Regions from separate parts of the Homo sapiens genome. Here region 2 is linked to region 1. Evidence: read pairs that join two places in POLR2A ChIA-PET (ENCODE). Cell type or tissue: Caco-2. All regions are shown on one strand.

Evidence for each region. ChIA-PET counts read pairs that join two places held together with the same protein. Peaks named below come from ENCODE experiments on the same cell type or tissue, not always from the same donor. Only the 100,000 strongest peaks of a DNase experiment are listed, where the experiment ranks them.
Region 2: POLR2A ChIA-PET joins it to region 1 with 11 read pairs; 8 of 35 experiments call an interaction of 5 or more read pairs at or near these places.

Annotation. Positions count from the first base shown.
Region 1 is chr12:57,015,001-57,023,000 of GRCh38, reverse strand. TAC3 (tachykinin precursor 3) reads left to right here and starts at 6,472. Exons shown (of 7, transcript NM_013251.4): 1 at 6,472-6,614; 2 at 7,199-7,317. The coding sequence starts at 7,204. In Caco-2, no CTCF peak of the experiment used is centred here; DNase peaks (open chromatin) are centred at 4,370 and 6,376.
Region 2 is chr12:57,094,198-57,102,197 of GRCh38, reverse strand. It overlaps NAB2 (NGFI-A binding protein 2), which reads right to left. Exons shown (of 7, transcript NM_005967.4): 7 at 6,722-7,586. The coding sequence ends at 7,477. It overlaps STAT6 (signal transducer and activator of transcription 6), which reads left to right. Exons shown (of 22, transcript NM_003153.5): 14 at 2,108-2,202; 15 at 2,295-2,431; 16 at 2,758-2,904; 17 at 3,120-3,183; 18 at 3,296-3,406; 19 at 3,601-3,693; 20 at 5,065-5,130; 21 at 5,220-5,348; 22 at 5,437-6,790. The coding sequence ends at 5,626. Among named protein-coding and RNA genes, the nearest start is that of NAB2, 9.1 kb to the right of the region's middle. RefSeq lists enhancers at 1-373, 1,656-2,178, 5,758-5,877, 5,555-6,391, 6,936-7,466 and 2 more and a silencer at 7,893-7,962. In Caco-2, no CTCF peak of the experiment used is centred here; a DNase peak (open chromatin) is centred at 157.

The sequences.
Region 1 (8,000 bases):
GCTGAAAATCACTGACATGAGAGTAATTGATTTATAGGAGAAAAGGTAGATAAATTTATTTAATATGTATATATGAGCACCTTTAGAATGAAGACCCAAAGATATAGGGGAAATTGCCAGTTATTTATTTATTTTTTTTGGAGATGGAGTCTCACTGTGTCTGCCAGGCTAGAGTGCAGTGGCATGATCTCGGCTCACTGCAACCTCCGCCTGCTGGGTTCAAGCAATTCTCCTGCCTCATCCTCCTGAGCAGCTGTGACTACAGGCACGCACCACCATGCCCGGCTAATTTTTTGTATTTTTTAGTAGAGACAGGGTTTCACCATGCTGGCCAGGCTGGTCTGGAACTCCTGACCTTGTGATCCGCCCGCCTTGGCCTCCCAGAGTGCTGGGATTATAGGCATGAGCCACCGCCCCCAGCCTGAAATCGCCAATTTTATGTTTATGTTTTACAAAGTATGGACAGCTGTGTAGAAATATGACTGGACAGAAGGGCATGCTCTAATGTTAACAGACTGAGTGGGGAAACCCAGGAAGGCCTGTTGAGATTCCTCCTGGCCTCTCTCATTCCTTCCTTCTGGGTATGGGGCAGGACCCTCTCTGGAATGGGGAGATCTTAGGACCTAAGTTAAATAAGGTAGGTCAGATAATTTTTTATGGCCAGTTTTTACATACAGTAATTTTAGGTTTTATGGCTGGCTTTGGGGAAAAGAGGTCCTGGTTTTTATAGCTGGCCTTGGGGGAGAATGGGACCCAGCAACAGGAGGACAGGAGAGGGTCAGAGAAAAACTTCTGCTTCTGAGGCTGCTACTGAGGCCTTCATTTTAGGGTATTGTCTTCTGAGCCCCAGCATTCCTCGGTGTGAAAAATTTTAAAGAAATTTTATAGTCCAGAAATTGAGTTGGTGAATTGTCTTATAAGCCATGGAACTAGTCTCTTAGTCCTGAGAATAGGCCAGTCTAGTTAAATAGTTATTAGTTGTGTCTAATTTTAGGCAGTGTGTTGCAGATGGGCTTCCACCAAAGCCAGGCCTCTATATGATATGAGTAATCAGTTATTTAGTAAGAGGCATTTTTGTCTCAAAAAATAAATAAATAAAAATATATGAATAAATGAATGTATGTTTCTTATCAGACTACGTCTGTTCTATCATTAATTCCAGAAGGGAGGAGGGTCTGGTTCCCCCTTCCCATCATGGCCTGACCTAGTTTTCAGGTTAATTTTAGAACACCCTTGGCTGTGAGGAGTGGTCCATTCGGATGGTTAGGGAGCTTTAGGATTTTACTTTTGGTTTACAAAGTAATGTGAATTAAACAGACATTTGAGTTAAAGTTTTTATTTTTTAATAAAATATTTGATTTAAGCATTTTTTTAACTGAATTAATTAGAGCTCTTTTATATATTTTGATAATGGAACATTACATACACAGGCACATATAAATATATAGACACATAAACAGAAGTAGAGCTTATAGATTTATACTTTTTTTTTTTTTTTTTTTTTTAATGAGACAGGTTCTCCTTCTGTCATCTAGGCTGGAGTGCAGTGGTGCCATCACAGCTCACTGCAGCCTTGACCTCCAAGGCTCAAGCAATCCTTCTACCTGACTGGCTAGCTGGGACTACAGGCGCGTGCCACCATGCCTGGCTAATTCGTGTATTTTTTGTAGATATGGGGAGTTTTACCATCTTGCCCAGGCTGGTCTTGAACTCCTGGGCTCAAGAAATTTTCCTAACTTGACCTCCCAAAGTGTTGGAATTACAGGCATGAGGCACTACGCCAGACCAGATTTTTTATTTGTCAGTTTCTAGGTAGTTTTCCCCAACTTCAGACTATCAATTTTTAAATTATCTGTTTTATGTCTTAATTATTAACTAGGCAACTCTAAACTTGTATCTCTAAGACATGACTTTTAGATGAAATAAGGTAGAAAATGTATATTTCAAAGGCATAGAATTTAGATCTAAATAAAGGTAAAGTTATCTAAATTTTAAGCCATTGTCTTTTCTATTCTAAAAGGTTTTGGAGGTTTGGGTGTAGAGAGGGAGATGCCTTTACAAATGGAATTTTTGTTGTTGTTTTTGTTTTGAGACGGAGTCTTGCTCTGTCACCCAGAGTCTCGCTCTGTCGCCCAGGCTGGAGTGCAGTGGCACGATCTCCGCTCACTGCAACCTCTGCCTCCCGGCTTCAAGTGATTCTCCCACCTCAACCTCCTGAGTAGTGGGGATTACAGCTGTGTGCCACCACGCCCAGCTAATTTTTGTATTTTTAGTAGAGACCGAGTTTCACCATGCTGGCCAGGCTGATCTCGAACTCCCAACCTCAGGTGATCCGCTCGCCTTGGCCTCCCAAAGTGCTGGGATAACAGGCATGAGCCACTGCACCTGGCCTTTTCTGAGTTTTTTAAGGAGTCTGAGTCATTAGAAGTCTTTTCTAGATTTTTTAAAAATGTGGTATTGAAGATGGCAAAGAGGAAGGAGGAATAGGGTGGAGTAAAAGTAAATGGGAGGATAGTTTTTAAGAAAGGAAGTGAATAGAGACATCAAACACATTTTAAAAAAAAGATTTTAGTCTACTGAACAAAATTTTTTAAAATAGGATTTAAAGAGAAAACACAGAAGGCTTTAAAAATATACACATAGCTTGAATATTAGCTTTTAATTAAGCTGACTTCTAACCATGGAGCTCTTTAACAAAAATTCTTTTAAATTTGTCTCTCTCCTCCTTTAAAACTTTTTGTAGAGATGGGGTTTCGCCCTGTTACCCAGGCTGGTCTCAAGTCCGGGCAACTTCTGGGCTAAAGTGATCTGCCTGTCTCGGCCTCCCAAGTGATAGGATTACAGGTGTGAGCCACTGCGACTCACCTTAAATCTCTTGTTACCAGATTTTAGTTGGGACAAATGCTGATATTTTAAAAGTCACATAAATATTAAGCCGAAAAGGACTGATTTCTGATTAGGAAGGAAACCCTAAGCCACGGTGGGAATTTTAATTATTAAACTGTAAAATGGAGCAGCCTCCATTGTTAATTTTGTATGGAATCCAAAGTGGCAGTTTGAGTGTAATTGTTTTAGGTCAGGTTTTTGTGCTTTAATTTAATCAAGACAATTGTTAAGGATAGCTGTGACACTATTATGTGTCCTTTTAATTTGATCTATCAATTCTTTAGAACAAGTAATTTTTTTAAATTTAGGAATTTTAGTCTAAAGGATTTATCTTTTGGCCATTGACAATTAGAATTTTTAATGGGGTATTTAATTCCAATAGCAACTTAATCCAAAGTTTTCTTTATGTCAAAGAAAACAGAAGCCCAGGAGGGATGAGACCTTGTAAGACAAAACTCCCCTAGGAGCTTGGAATGTTTGAAAATACATGTGTTGGGCTCCCAATCTTTTCATACTGGCTGTGATGTTACCTGAAAAATCACATCCTTTGGATGGTGGAGACCAAGCGGGAATATCCCCATCTAGTCACGTCATGCTCTCAAGGACATGAGACAAGAGGGAAACCTCTCACCCTGTTTTTATTTCAGGGACTGGCAGCAAAGTTTGTCATAACAGAAGTCAGCATAACCAGAACCACGAAACTGACCAGTTTGCAGGGCCAGTTCAAACAGTGGGTTGCAGGCCTGTTCTACCCTAGGGTACCCCTCCTTATGACAGAACACCAAAAGACAAGACAAAAACGAAGGAAAACGGCAACAACAAAAAAGCTATTTCTGAAAGGAAAATGGCAACAACAACAACAAAAGCTATTTCTGAAGGGAATGGGGTCAAACTATGAATACTTATACCACAAAGTACTAAAAAATATATCAGACTCACTATACCAAGGTTAGTCACACACAAAACCTGTTCTCTCATTAATCTTACATTTGGAAAGGAAAAGGGAAACAATGATTTTTACTGTCCACTCATCCAGAGTCCACAGAGAGAGGAAAACTGGAAAACTGGGAGTCTGGCAGGAAATTCTCACTCCTCTGCTGGCTTGCCAGGTTCCTGTATTTCCTTCTCTGTGGCTTCCAGAAAAGCACAATAGCTTTGGTGGTCTTATTTGTGATGCCAAACTGTGGTCTTGGCCCCCTAAAGTTTCAGTGAAAATCACTGACATGAAGCAGATTAATAGGGAAAAAGGCATACAAATTTATTAAATACGAATGGGAGCCTTTAGAATGAAGCCTTGAAGCTATAGGGGAAATTGTCTATTTTTATGTTTAGGTTTAACAAAGTATGGACAGCTGTGTAGAAATATGACTGGACAGAAAGGGCACGATCTAATGTTAACAGACTGAGTGGGGAAACCCAGCAAGGCCTGTCTGTTGAGATTCCTCCTAGCCTCTCTCATTCCTTCCTTCTGGTGTGGGGCAGGACCCTCTCTGGAATGGAGGTTTTATGACCTAAGTCAAATAACGTAGGTCAGATTTTTTTTTTTTTTTTTTTTTTTTTTTTTGAGCTGGAGTCTCTCTGTCAACAGGCTGGAGTGCAGTGGCGTGACCTTGGCTCACTGAAACCTCCGCCCCCTGGGTTCAAGCCATTCTCCTGCCTTAGCCTCCTGAGTAGCTGGGATTACAGGGGTGTGCCACCACGCCCAGCTAATTTTTGTATTTTTAGTACAGACAGGGTTTCACCTTGTTGGTCAGGCTGGTCTCAAATTCCTGACCTTGTGATCCACCTGCCTCGGCCTCCCAAAGTGCTAGGATTACAGGCGTGAGCCACTGTGCCCGGCCTTTTTTTTTTTTTTTTTTTTTTAGGAAGTTGTATTTTGGGCTTTTTAACTAGCTTGTTTTTTAATTAGATTATTGCCTTTAGGGTGGAGCCCTTTAATAAAAAGGGGGAAGAAAACATAGGTTTTAGGGCCTCATATTTAAATGGGTAAAGCAGGCATAGCTGGAAGGCAGAATACAGAACCCCCCTAATCAAGGATCTCATTTTTATATTGAATCCTAGGCCCCCCAAAAGAGGGAAATGTCATGGGACGAGATGTGTGGCATTTTTATCGAGTGCCCCACTGTAAAGATGCTCCCCCAAGGCTGGCAGGCAGCCCAGTGCCGATTAGCCCACTCTGTGCTTAGTCTTTTTTTTTTTTTTTTTTTTGAGGTGGAGTCTTGCTCTGTTGCCCAGGCTGGAGTGCAATGGCGTGATCTCGGCTCAATGCAATCTCTGTCTCGTGGGTTCAAGCGATTCTCCTGCCTCAGCCTCCCAAGTAGCTGAGATTACAGGCACCAGCCACTATGCTCAGCTAATTTTTTGTATTTTTAGTAGAGATGGGGTTTCAACATGTTGGCCAGGCTGGTCTCGAACTTCTGACCCCAAGTGATCCGCCCGCCTCGGCCTCCCAAAGTGCTGGGATTACAGGCGTGAGCCACCATGCCTGGCGTGCTTAGCCTATTTTTAATGGGAGTTTCATCCTCAATGGTGAGTGCTTTCATTGTCTTTAGGTGCCCCAGACCATGTTTTTAAAAATTTAAATGCACGAAGAAATAAGTAGCCCTGTATAGTAGTAATACTTTGTTGTGAATAACTGTCATAAGTCATCTCTAAAACTGTATTTTTTATCTAGTTATTATATATGACTAGCTATATGTCTAGTTTTTTAAATAATACAAAGTAATTTATTTTTGGCATCCTCAAAAACCAAAGAGATTAGGTAATGTAGTGTAGAAGAGAGCAGAGCTTTAGACCTGAGAAGAATCTGCCCATGACTCGTGAAACTCCACAACGAAAGTAGGAGACCCCAAAAAAGGGGTGAGTGTCATCTTTTCTGAATTTTTTTTTTTTTTTAGATGGAGTCTTGCTCTGCCACCAGGCTGGAGTGCAGTGGTGCAATCTCGGCTCAGCCTCCCGAGTAGCTAGGATTACAGGCACGCGCCACCATGACCAGCTAATTTTTGTATTTTTAGTAGAGACAGCGTTTCACCATGTTGGCCAGGATGGTCTCGATCTCTTGACCTCGTGATCCGCCCGCCTCGGCCTCCCAAAGTGCTGGGATTACAAGCGTGAGCCACTGCACTCGGCCGGTCAGATAATTTTTTTGGCCAGTTTTTACATAGAGTAATTTTAGGTTTTATGGCTGGCTTTGGGGCAAAGGGGTTCTGGTTTTTATAGCTGGTCTTGGGGGAGAATGGAACCGAGTGACAAGAGGACAAGAGAGGGTCAGAGAAAAACTTCTGCTTCTGAGGCGGCTATTGAGGCCTTCATTTTGGAGTATTGTCCTCTAAGCCCCAGCAGTGTCAAACTGTACACAAACCATACACAGCAGCCAGCTCGGGTGCTGTTAGGAAATGGTCTCACTGCTGGGTCTGTGGGGTATGTGTGTGTCTGGGTGTGTGGCTACTGTCTGCATCCTCCTCCCCCCTACAGCCTCCCCGCCTCCCCTCCAGCCACCCTGGGATTGGTGACTCTCAGCCCCTCCCCTCAGCTCCCCTAGACCCTCCCAGAGCCTTTATCAGGGAGCTGGGACTGAGTGACTGCAGCCTTCCTAGATCCCCTCCACTCGGTTTCTCTCTTTGCAGGAGCACCGGCAGCACCAGTGTGTGAGGGGAGCAGGCAGCGGTCCTAGCCAGTTCCTTGATCCTGCCAGACCACCCAGCCCCCGGCACAGAGCTGCTCCACAGGTAGGCAAGTGGGAGAATGCTGGATGGACCAGAGCTGGCACCAGGGGACAGGAGCCAGCGTCAGGAGGGAATAAAGCAGATGGCAGCCTCTGATAGGGGAGCAGGGGACTGGGAAGGTGAGCACAAAGCACCTGTAGGGCCGAGAGCTGGTTGGTGTTTGGAGCCTGTGGCTACAGACTCATTCTTTCATACCAGAAAGTTTTTGCCTAAGTCTTGGGATTATCTAGTACTGGAAAATAGCATCCAGGATCCCTCCTCCAGCTGACTGAGGAAACAGACCAGTCCATGTCCTACAAATCTATCATCTTTCTTGGGAGCTAGAGTCCTCCTGGCACCACTATAGCATTGCACATCTCCTGGGGAGATATCTGATGGGGTAGCAGGGAAACTAAGCCCAAGGGCTGTACCCCCTTCTCAGAAATACTTTCCACCCTCTCTCCAGACCAGGGCTTGGACAGTGGAGTTGGGGGCTGGGGAAGCAGGGTCAAGCCAAGCTGCTGGTAATGAATGTCTCTTGTGTCTTCACCCATGCTGTATCTTCCTCTTCTCTCCTTTACCTGAGTCCTGTCCCTTTGCTCTCCCAGGCACCATGAGGATCATGCTGCTATTCACAGCCATCCTGGCCTTCAGCCTAGCTCAGAGCTTTGGGGCTGTCTGTAAGGAGCCACAGGAGGAGGTGGTTCCTGGCGGGGGCCGCAGCAAGGTAAGTCTCCCCTGGCAGAGTACTGGGGACATCACGGGAACTTGGGACTCTGCCTGTCTGGACAGCTGTAGTGAGGAAACTGGGGTGGGGGGGTTGTCCGTCAGAGGGCATTTTGCCTCCCTTTGGATTTCTTTGTTTCTCTGGTCCTTTCATGTTCCCACTGTCTCCAGGTGTGTTTGTGTCTCTGTATCTCTGCATGTCTTTGACACCTTGTACATAAAAGGTGCCCTACAAATATGTTGTTTGGTGGGTTGATTGATGGGAGACTTGGTGATTGGATGGTACTGTGAGGGGTGAGCTAGGGTGGTCTAAGGCTCTCTATAGTCTACCTCAGGTCCCTTTGCAAGGGACAGATCTCTTCTATTTCCTGGATGGTATGAAACAGTCAGAATTTCTTTCCCAAATGGTTATTTGTGTGCTATTTTACCTATCAGTTATGTGTATTGTTTTATTTTCAAAATGCAAATAAATTCCCTTATCTTTTGCTCATCCACCCCCAGTAACCTCAGGTGCTTCTAAGATCCCAACCCCTTCCTTCTTCTCTTTTCTCCCTTGCCCGCCTCTATCCTCTGCTTAGTCAGGATAGGAAAACAACAACAGCAAAAAAACCAGATTGAGCCTCGATTTCCACAGTTCCTTTACGAAAAAGAATAGGAATTGTCAGGGTAGGGGTACAGGGGGAG
Region 2 (8,000 bases), 79 kb before region 1:
TGGATTCTCCACAGTGCCCCCTCAGGTCCTTTAGGAAGGCCTGTCATGGACCAGGGAGGAAAAACCCCAGGCCTGGGGGTTGGCTCTGGAGATGCGTTCTCTGACATCCCTGAGGTTTTGGTCTGGGGGCCATCTGTCCTTCCTCTTTACCAGTGACTTGCATGACTCACCCAGGTTGTGTGTAAACAGAGCTCTGATTCAAAGTGACTTTGACCTGTTGGAAAAATAGTTCCTGGCCGGGCACAGCGGCTCATGCCTGTAATCCCAGTCTTTGACATGCCGGGGTGGGTGGATCACCTGAGGTCAGGAGTTTGAGACCAGCCTGGCCAACATGGTGAAACTCCATCTCTACTAAAAATACAAAAATTAGCCAGTTGCGGTGGCACATGCCTGTAATCCCAGCTACATGGGAGGCTGACGCAGGAGAATTGCTTGAACCCAGGAGGTGGAGGTTGCAGTGAGCTGAGATCATACCACTGCACTCAAGCCTGGGTGACAGAGCAAGACTCTGTCTCAAAAAAAAAAAAAAAAAAAGGCCAGGCATGGTGGTTCATGCCTGTAATCCCAGCACTTTGGGAGGCCGAGACGGATAGATCACCTGAGGTCAGGAGTTCGAGACCAGCCTGGCCAACATGGCAAAACCCCGTCTCTACTAAAAACAAAAAAATAGCCAGGAGTGGTCGTTTGCGTCTGTAATCCCAGCTACTCGGCTGAGGCAGGAGGTGAACCCAGGAGGTAGAGGCTGCAGGGAAGATGAAACCATTGCACTCCAGCCTGGGCAAGACTCTGTATCAAAAAAAAAAAAAAAAAAGGCTAGGTGTGGTGGCTCACACCTGTAATCCCAGCACTTTGGGAGGCTGAGGCGGGCGGATCACAAGGTCAAGAGATCGAGACCATCCTGACCAACATGGTGAAACCCCGTCTCTACTAAAAATACAAAAATTACCTGGGCATGGTGGCGCATGCCTGTAGTCCCAACTACTCGGGAGGCTGAGGCAGGAGAATCACTTGAACCTGGGAGGCAGAGGTTGCAGCGAGCCAAGATTGTGCCACTGCACTCCAGCCTGCCAACAGAATGAGATTCTGTCTAAAAAAAAAAAGAAAGAAAGAAAGAAAGAAAAAGAATTCCTGTTGCAAAAACTGAACAAAATCCCACAGGGACATGTGCAGTAATACCAGCTACCACGTGTTGACAGCTTATATGCCAGGCGCTGTGCTTAACACCTTATGTATGTTATCTCACTTAATCCTCCCAACATCTCTTTGAGGTAGATACTATTATTATCCCCATTTTACAGATGAGGAATCTGATGCTCAGAGGGTTATGTAGTTTGTTCAAGTTCCCAAAGCAGGTGAGTGCCATGGCTAGGAGAGAACCACATATTTCTGACTCTTGCTCTTTTATTTTATGTTATATTATGTTATTTTATGTTTTGGTTTTTTTTTCTTTTCTTTCTTTCTTTCTTTCTTTCTTTCTTTCTTTCTTTCTTTCTTTCTCTTTCTTTCTTTCTTTCTTTCTTTCTTTCTTTCTTTCTTTCTTTCTTTCTTTCTTTCTTTCTCTTTCTCTTTCTCTCTTTTTCTTTCTTTTGTGTGAGACAGAATCTTTAAAGAGAAGAAAGAAATGCTCATGTGACCAGAGGGTGTGTTAGCTAAAGGGAGCAAGACAGTCACACCCAGCAGGTTACCTTCCTTTGGGCGTCACCTCTGCCACACCTCCTTAGGGAGAGGGTGTAGCATAGTAGTTAAGAGGGGCTCCAGGGCCAGAATGCCTGGGTTTAAATCCTAGCTCTGCCTCTTACCAGCTATGTAGACCTGGGCAAGTCATTCGACGTTTTTGGACTTCCATTTCTTCATCTGTAAGATGGAATTATTATAATCCCTACTTCCATAGCCTGGTAAAGAGCAAATAAATATATGGAAAGGCTTGAAATAGTGGCTGGCACGTGTAAGCATTAGGATTGGTCGTTGTCATTGATGGAGTCTCAGGTTCGGTCTGATCCTCAGCCCTGTGATTCTGTCGTGAGGGCACTCACAGCTCACTGCCTGCCCTAAACAGGCTCCAGCTCTGGCCCTCCCTCGGCTCACACCTTTCCCCCTCTCCCCCTAGGAGATCCTGCTGGGCCGTGGCTTCACCTTTTGGCAGTGGTTTGATGGTGTCCTGGACCTCACCAAACGCTGTCTCCGGAGCTACTGGTCTGACCGGTGAGTCCCCACCCTGGGTAGTCTGAGCAGCCATACACCAGTCACCTCCATACTCACTGCCCATGCCCCATCCTCTCCTTCATCCCGGCCAGGCTGATCATTGGCTTCATCAGCAAACAGTACGTTACTAGCCTTCTTCTCAATGAGCCCGACGGAACCTTTCTCCTCCGCTTCAGCGACTCAGAGATTGGGGGCATCACCATTGCCCATGTCATCCGGGGCCAGGATGGTGAGGCCACCCCAGCCAGTCCTCTGTCTCTGTGCCTGTGCCCTCTGGGGTTTCTTCTGGGAATGAAATGTCCTGACCTTCCTGATGCCGATCCTGATCTTCAGGAAGTTCTTCCAGCTTCTCTTCTTCCTTCTGTGGTCTAAATGTTCACCTTCTCACTGTGAGCTCTGTGGGAACGGAGACTAGTGGGTCTCTCTCCCTCAGGAGCCCCACCCTAGGTCCTCTCTCCCTTGCCTTGGTGGAGTGAGAACAGGTCTTATGGTAGGGGTTGGGGAAGGGGAAGAAAGTCCGGACAGAGGGATCTCAGGGTCTCCTTCCTACCATAGGCTCTCCACAGATAGAGAACATCCAGCCATTCTCTGCCAAAGACCTGTCCATTCGCTCACTGGGGGACCGAATCCGGGATCTTGCTCAGCTCAAAAATCTCTATCCCAAGAAGCCCAAGGATGAGGCTTTCCGGAGCCACTACAAGCGTGAGCTGGAACTGGCAGCTCTGATTCCTTCCTGTCACCCACTTCCTCCCTGCTCCCCGCTGCCCTCCTCTCCCTGCCCGCGTGTCATCCTGATGTCACTCCCTATTTCATAGCTGTGCTTCTCTTACTTCCCCATGATCCATGCCCACCTTTTCCACCTCCCTTCCTCCCTAACCCCAGAGCACTCCATGGCTGTCTTTTCCTTCTCACAACAGCTGAACAGATGGGTAAGGATGGCAGGGGTTATGTCCCAGCTACCATCAAGATGACCGTGGAAAGGTGAGTGTGGTGGTATGGACAGTGGGTAGGTCAGGGGCTTAGTGCTTATCTGCAGGAAGGAGGGGTGGCATCAACCCTTGGTCAGTCACATGTACCTCCTTCCCTCCTCCAGGGACCAACCACTTCCTACCCCAGAGCTCCAGATGCCTACCATGGTGCCTTCTTATGACCTTGGAATGGCCCCTGATTCCTCCATGAGCATGCAGCTTGGCCCAGATATGGTGTAAGGAGCTGGAAAGACAGGAATGGGAGTGGTCTGTGCAGATGGGCTAATCTTAGCATGGGCAGCTGGGAGAGCTGGCACTGGGGGCTGAACAGGGAATCTTCCTTTCCATGAGAGGGACACCTGTTCAAAAGCAGGGTGTGGTGGTGTCCAGGAGAAGGGCTGGCATCAGGGGGTCTGTTTTCTTTCCCCAGGCCCCAGGTGTACCCACCACACTCTCACTCCATCCCCCCGTATCAAGGCCTCTCCCCAGAAGAATCAGTCAACGTGTTGTCAGCCTTCCAGGAGTAAGTGAAAAACCTCATGGGGATACCATCCCACTCTAAGGGGGTGGGCATTTGAATTGTTAGAAGAGGCTCTTCTGTGAGAAAGGAGCAGCAAATGCTAACAGCCTGTCTTCTTCTCTTCTGTCCACTCTAATGAGGGGGTAGTAGTTAAGATCTGGACTGCCTAGGTTTGAATTCTAGCTCCACCACTTACTGGTTTGGGGCAAATTACTTAGCCTTTGGTGCCTTATCTGCACAATGGGGGATAATAATGCTAATAATAATAACCTACCTCACTGCATTATTGTGGAGATTAAATGAGTTCATAACACTTAAAAAGCTGAGCATAGTGCATGGCTCATAGCAAAAGCTGTGTAAGTCCAGTCGTGGATCACTTAATGAAGGAGCATTTTCTGTCTTTGGCAGTTTCATAATTATGCGAATACCATTGAGTATAATTACACAAACCTAGATGGTATAGACTACTATACACTGAGGCTATATTGTGTAGCCTATTGATCCTAGCTTTAAACCCGAGCAGCATGATACTGTTCTGAATAGTATAAGGAAATAGTAACATAATGGTAAATATTTGTGTGATAGGAATTTTCAGCTTGATTATAATTTTTTTTTTTTGAGACAGGGTCTCACTCACTGGAGTGCAGTGGTGCGATCTTAGCTCCCTGCAACCTCCGCCTCTTGGGCTCGAGCAATCCTCCTGCTGTAGTGCACCACGACACTCGGCTAATTCTTTTTTAAGATTTTTCTGCAGACAAGGTCTCACTTACTGCCCAAGCTGGTCTCAAACTCCTGGGCTTAAGTGATCCTCCCACCTCGGCCTCCCAAAGCGTTAGGATTACAGGCGTGAGTCACTCTGCCTGGCCTTGATTATAATCTTATGGGACCACTGTGGTCTGTAGTTGACAGAAATGTCGTTAATGTGGTGCATGACTGTTATTATTATTTTCTGTCCTGCCCCTGAGAGCCACTGTCACTTCTCTGCTGTATTGGTTTTTGTTTACTCATCTGTTTTGGCCTTGAAATGGCCTAGACATTTTTCTTCCCGAAGTATGACACTCGGGTGCTTATTAACTTAGTCAAGACACAACATCTCCCTTCCCAGAAGGTGAGGCGGGAGTGAGGACTTGGGGACTTAAGAACTACCAAAGTTCAGAGTCCAAAGAAACATTAGAAATTGGCTAATCCACCCCCATAACACGCACATTTTACAGATGAGAAGACTGAGCTCAGAGCATAGAAATAGCTTGCCCAGGCCATGACTAAGTCAGGATAAGGAGCTGGAGCTTGTTTCCTCACTCAGTGGTCCTGACTTTGCACCACTCTGCATTTGCCTAGCCTGCCTTCCTCTAACTGTGCTCTCCCTACTTCCAGGCCTCACCTGCAGATGCCCCCCAGCCTGGGCCAGATGAGCCTGCCCTTTGACCAGCCTCACCCCCAGTGAGTGACAAAGCCCCTCCTGACCCCATGTGCCTCTTCTTTCCTGGCCTTGCCCCGCTCTCCTTATTTCCATTGCTGGTTCCTGGCAGGGGCCTGCTGCCGTGCCAGCCTCAGGAGCATGCTGTGTCCAGCCCTGACCCCCTGCTCTGCTCAGATGTGACCATGGTGGAAGACAGCTGCCTGAGCCAGCCAGTGACAGCGTTTCCTCAGGGCACTTGGTGAGTGGCAGCTTGGGAGTGGAGGCTGGGTGGCATCTAGGGGAGTGGGCGCCATGCCTACTCCACTGCTTCTCCCATCTCCTTGCAGGATTGGTGAAGACATATTCCCTCCTCTGCTGCCTCCCACTGAACAGGACCTCACTAAGCTTCTCCTGGAGGGGCAAGGGGAGTCGGGGGGAGGGTCCTTGGGGGCACAGCCCCTCCTGCAGCCCTCCCACTATGGGCAATCTGGGATCTCAATGTCCCACATGGACCTAAGGGCCAACCCCAGTTGGTGATCCCAGCTGGAGGGAGAACCCAAAGAGACAGCTCTTCTACTACCCCCACAGACCTGCTCTGGACACTTGCTCATGCCCTGCCAAGCAGCAGATGGGGAGGGTGCCCTCCTATCCCCACCTACTCCTGGGTCAGGAGGAAAAGACTAACAGGAGAATGCACAGTGGGTGGAGCCAATCCACTCCTTCCTTTCTATCATTCCCCTGCCCACCTCCTTCCAGCACTGACTGGAAGGGAAGTTCAGGCTCTGAGACACACCCCAACATGCCTGCACCTGCAGCGCGCACACGCACGCACACACACATACAGAGCTCTCTGAGGGTGATGGGGCTGAGCAGGAGGGGGGCTGGGTAAGAGCACAGGTTAGGGCATGGAAGGCTTCTCCGCCCATTCTGACCCAGGGCCTAGGACGGATAGGCAGGAACATACAGACACATTTACACTAGAGGCCAGGGATAGAGGATATTGGGTCTCAGCCCTAGGGGAATGGGAAGCAGCTCAAGGGACCCTGGGTGGGAGCATAGGAGGGGTCTGGACATGTGGTTACTAGTACAGGTTTTGCCCTGATTAAAAAATCTCCCAAAGCCCCAAATTCCTGTTAGCCAGGTGGAGGCTTCTGATACGTGTATGAGACTATGCAAAAGTACAAGGGCTGAGATTCTTCGTGTATAGCTGTGTGAACGTGTATGTACCTAGGATATGTTAAATGTATAGCTGGCACCTTAGTTGCATGACCACATAGAACATGTGTCTATCTGCTTTTGCCTACGTGACAACACAAATTTGGGAGGGTGAGACACTGCACAGAAGACAGCAGCAAGTGTGCTGGCCTCTCTGACATATGCTAACCCCCAAATACTCTGAATTTGGAGTCTGACTGTGCCCAAGTGGGTCCAAGTGGCTGTGACATCTACGTATGGCTCCACACCTCCAATGCTGCCTGGGAGCCAGGGTGAGAGTCTGGGTCCAGGCCTGGCCATGTGGCCCTCCAGTGTATGAGAGGGCCCTGCCTGCTGCATCTTTTCTGTTGCCCCATCCACCGCCAGCTTCCCTTCACTCCCCTATCCCATTCTCCCTCTCAAGGCAGGGGTCATAGATCCTAAGCCATAAAATAAATTTTATTCCAAAATAACAAAATAAATAATCTACTGTACACAATCTGAAAAGAAAGACGCTCTAACTGCTCAGATAGGTGCTGCGGTCCAGCCCCCAGCTGGAGGAGACCCTGAGTCCAACCCAGGCCTCCCGAGGGGGCCAGTGAAGGGATCCCACACCCACCGCCCCTATGTAGGGCAGGGAAGAAATTGCAAAGGACTTGGGGGATAGATGGGAATGGGAGGGCAAACTGCAGCACTTGTTAAATTAATTAAAGAAACAAACCAGAAGCACAAAAACGGGGAAGGAGAGGGGAGAAGGAGCAGGTCCAGTGTTCCCAGGCCCCCAATTCTGGGGGCAAATGTTGCCACTTTTAGCTGGACCTTCCCAGGGAAGTCCCCCTTTCCCCCTTGTCCAAACTGAGTCCAACTGCTCACACCACTGGTGCAAACCTAAAGAGAATGGGAGTGTGTTGTGTGAGGGAGGGGAAAACCCCAGATGCCCTGGAGGCAGAGTCCTTGCCCCCTCGCTCTGGGCAGGGGTGAGGGCACCACGCACCCTCCTTGTGTCCTCTCTCCAGGCCTCTGCTTGTTATTGCTTGAAGCCCCACAGTCTTATGCCCATGGAGCAGGTGGGGAGGCAGGAGAAGGGCAGAGGAAGGATCCAGGGTTGTGACTAGATTCCGGGGATGGAGAGCGTGGGGGTCTGTGTGAGCCAGAAGTCTGAGGTCCTGGGTCTGAAGACACCAGTCCAACCCTCACTGCCGGCTGGCCTCAGCCTCCACTTTCACGCTGCTCCTGCGACCCTCCACCAGCGCGGGATGGGGTCCTGGGGCAGGACATCTGTCCAGCAGCCCTTCCTCGAACTCTGCAGGGAAAAGGGGGCAGTTAGGAGACTGCAGGGTGACTGGCTGCAGACAGAGGTGGTTGGGAACAGAAGCAGGGGCAAAGAAAGCTGTGAAGATGGGCTCAGTTTAGGTTTATTGAATTACTGCCTCCTGCCCACTGCATGTGTATGGGGGGTTCCATTCCCATGTGTGTGAGCCCCCTCCCCTCCCTGGCTGTGCGTAGCTCTGTCTCTGTCTGTCTCTCTCTCTTTCTCTCCCGCCTCCTCGGTTGCGCTGGAATTTCTGGTTCTGTCAGGAGCTGCGGGGGTGGTTTGGCTCTGACCTCTCCCCTCCCCCCTTCCCAAGCTCTGCCACCCCCACTCATCCCTGGCCCCCTCCCAGGCCCCTCCCAGGCCACTCTACCATGGCCCCCCAAGTTTTTTGGTAGCCAAATC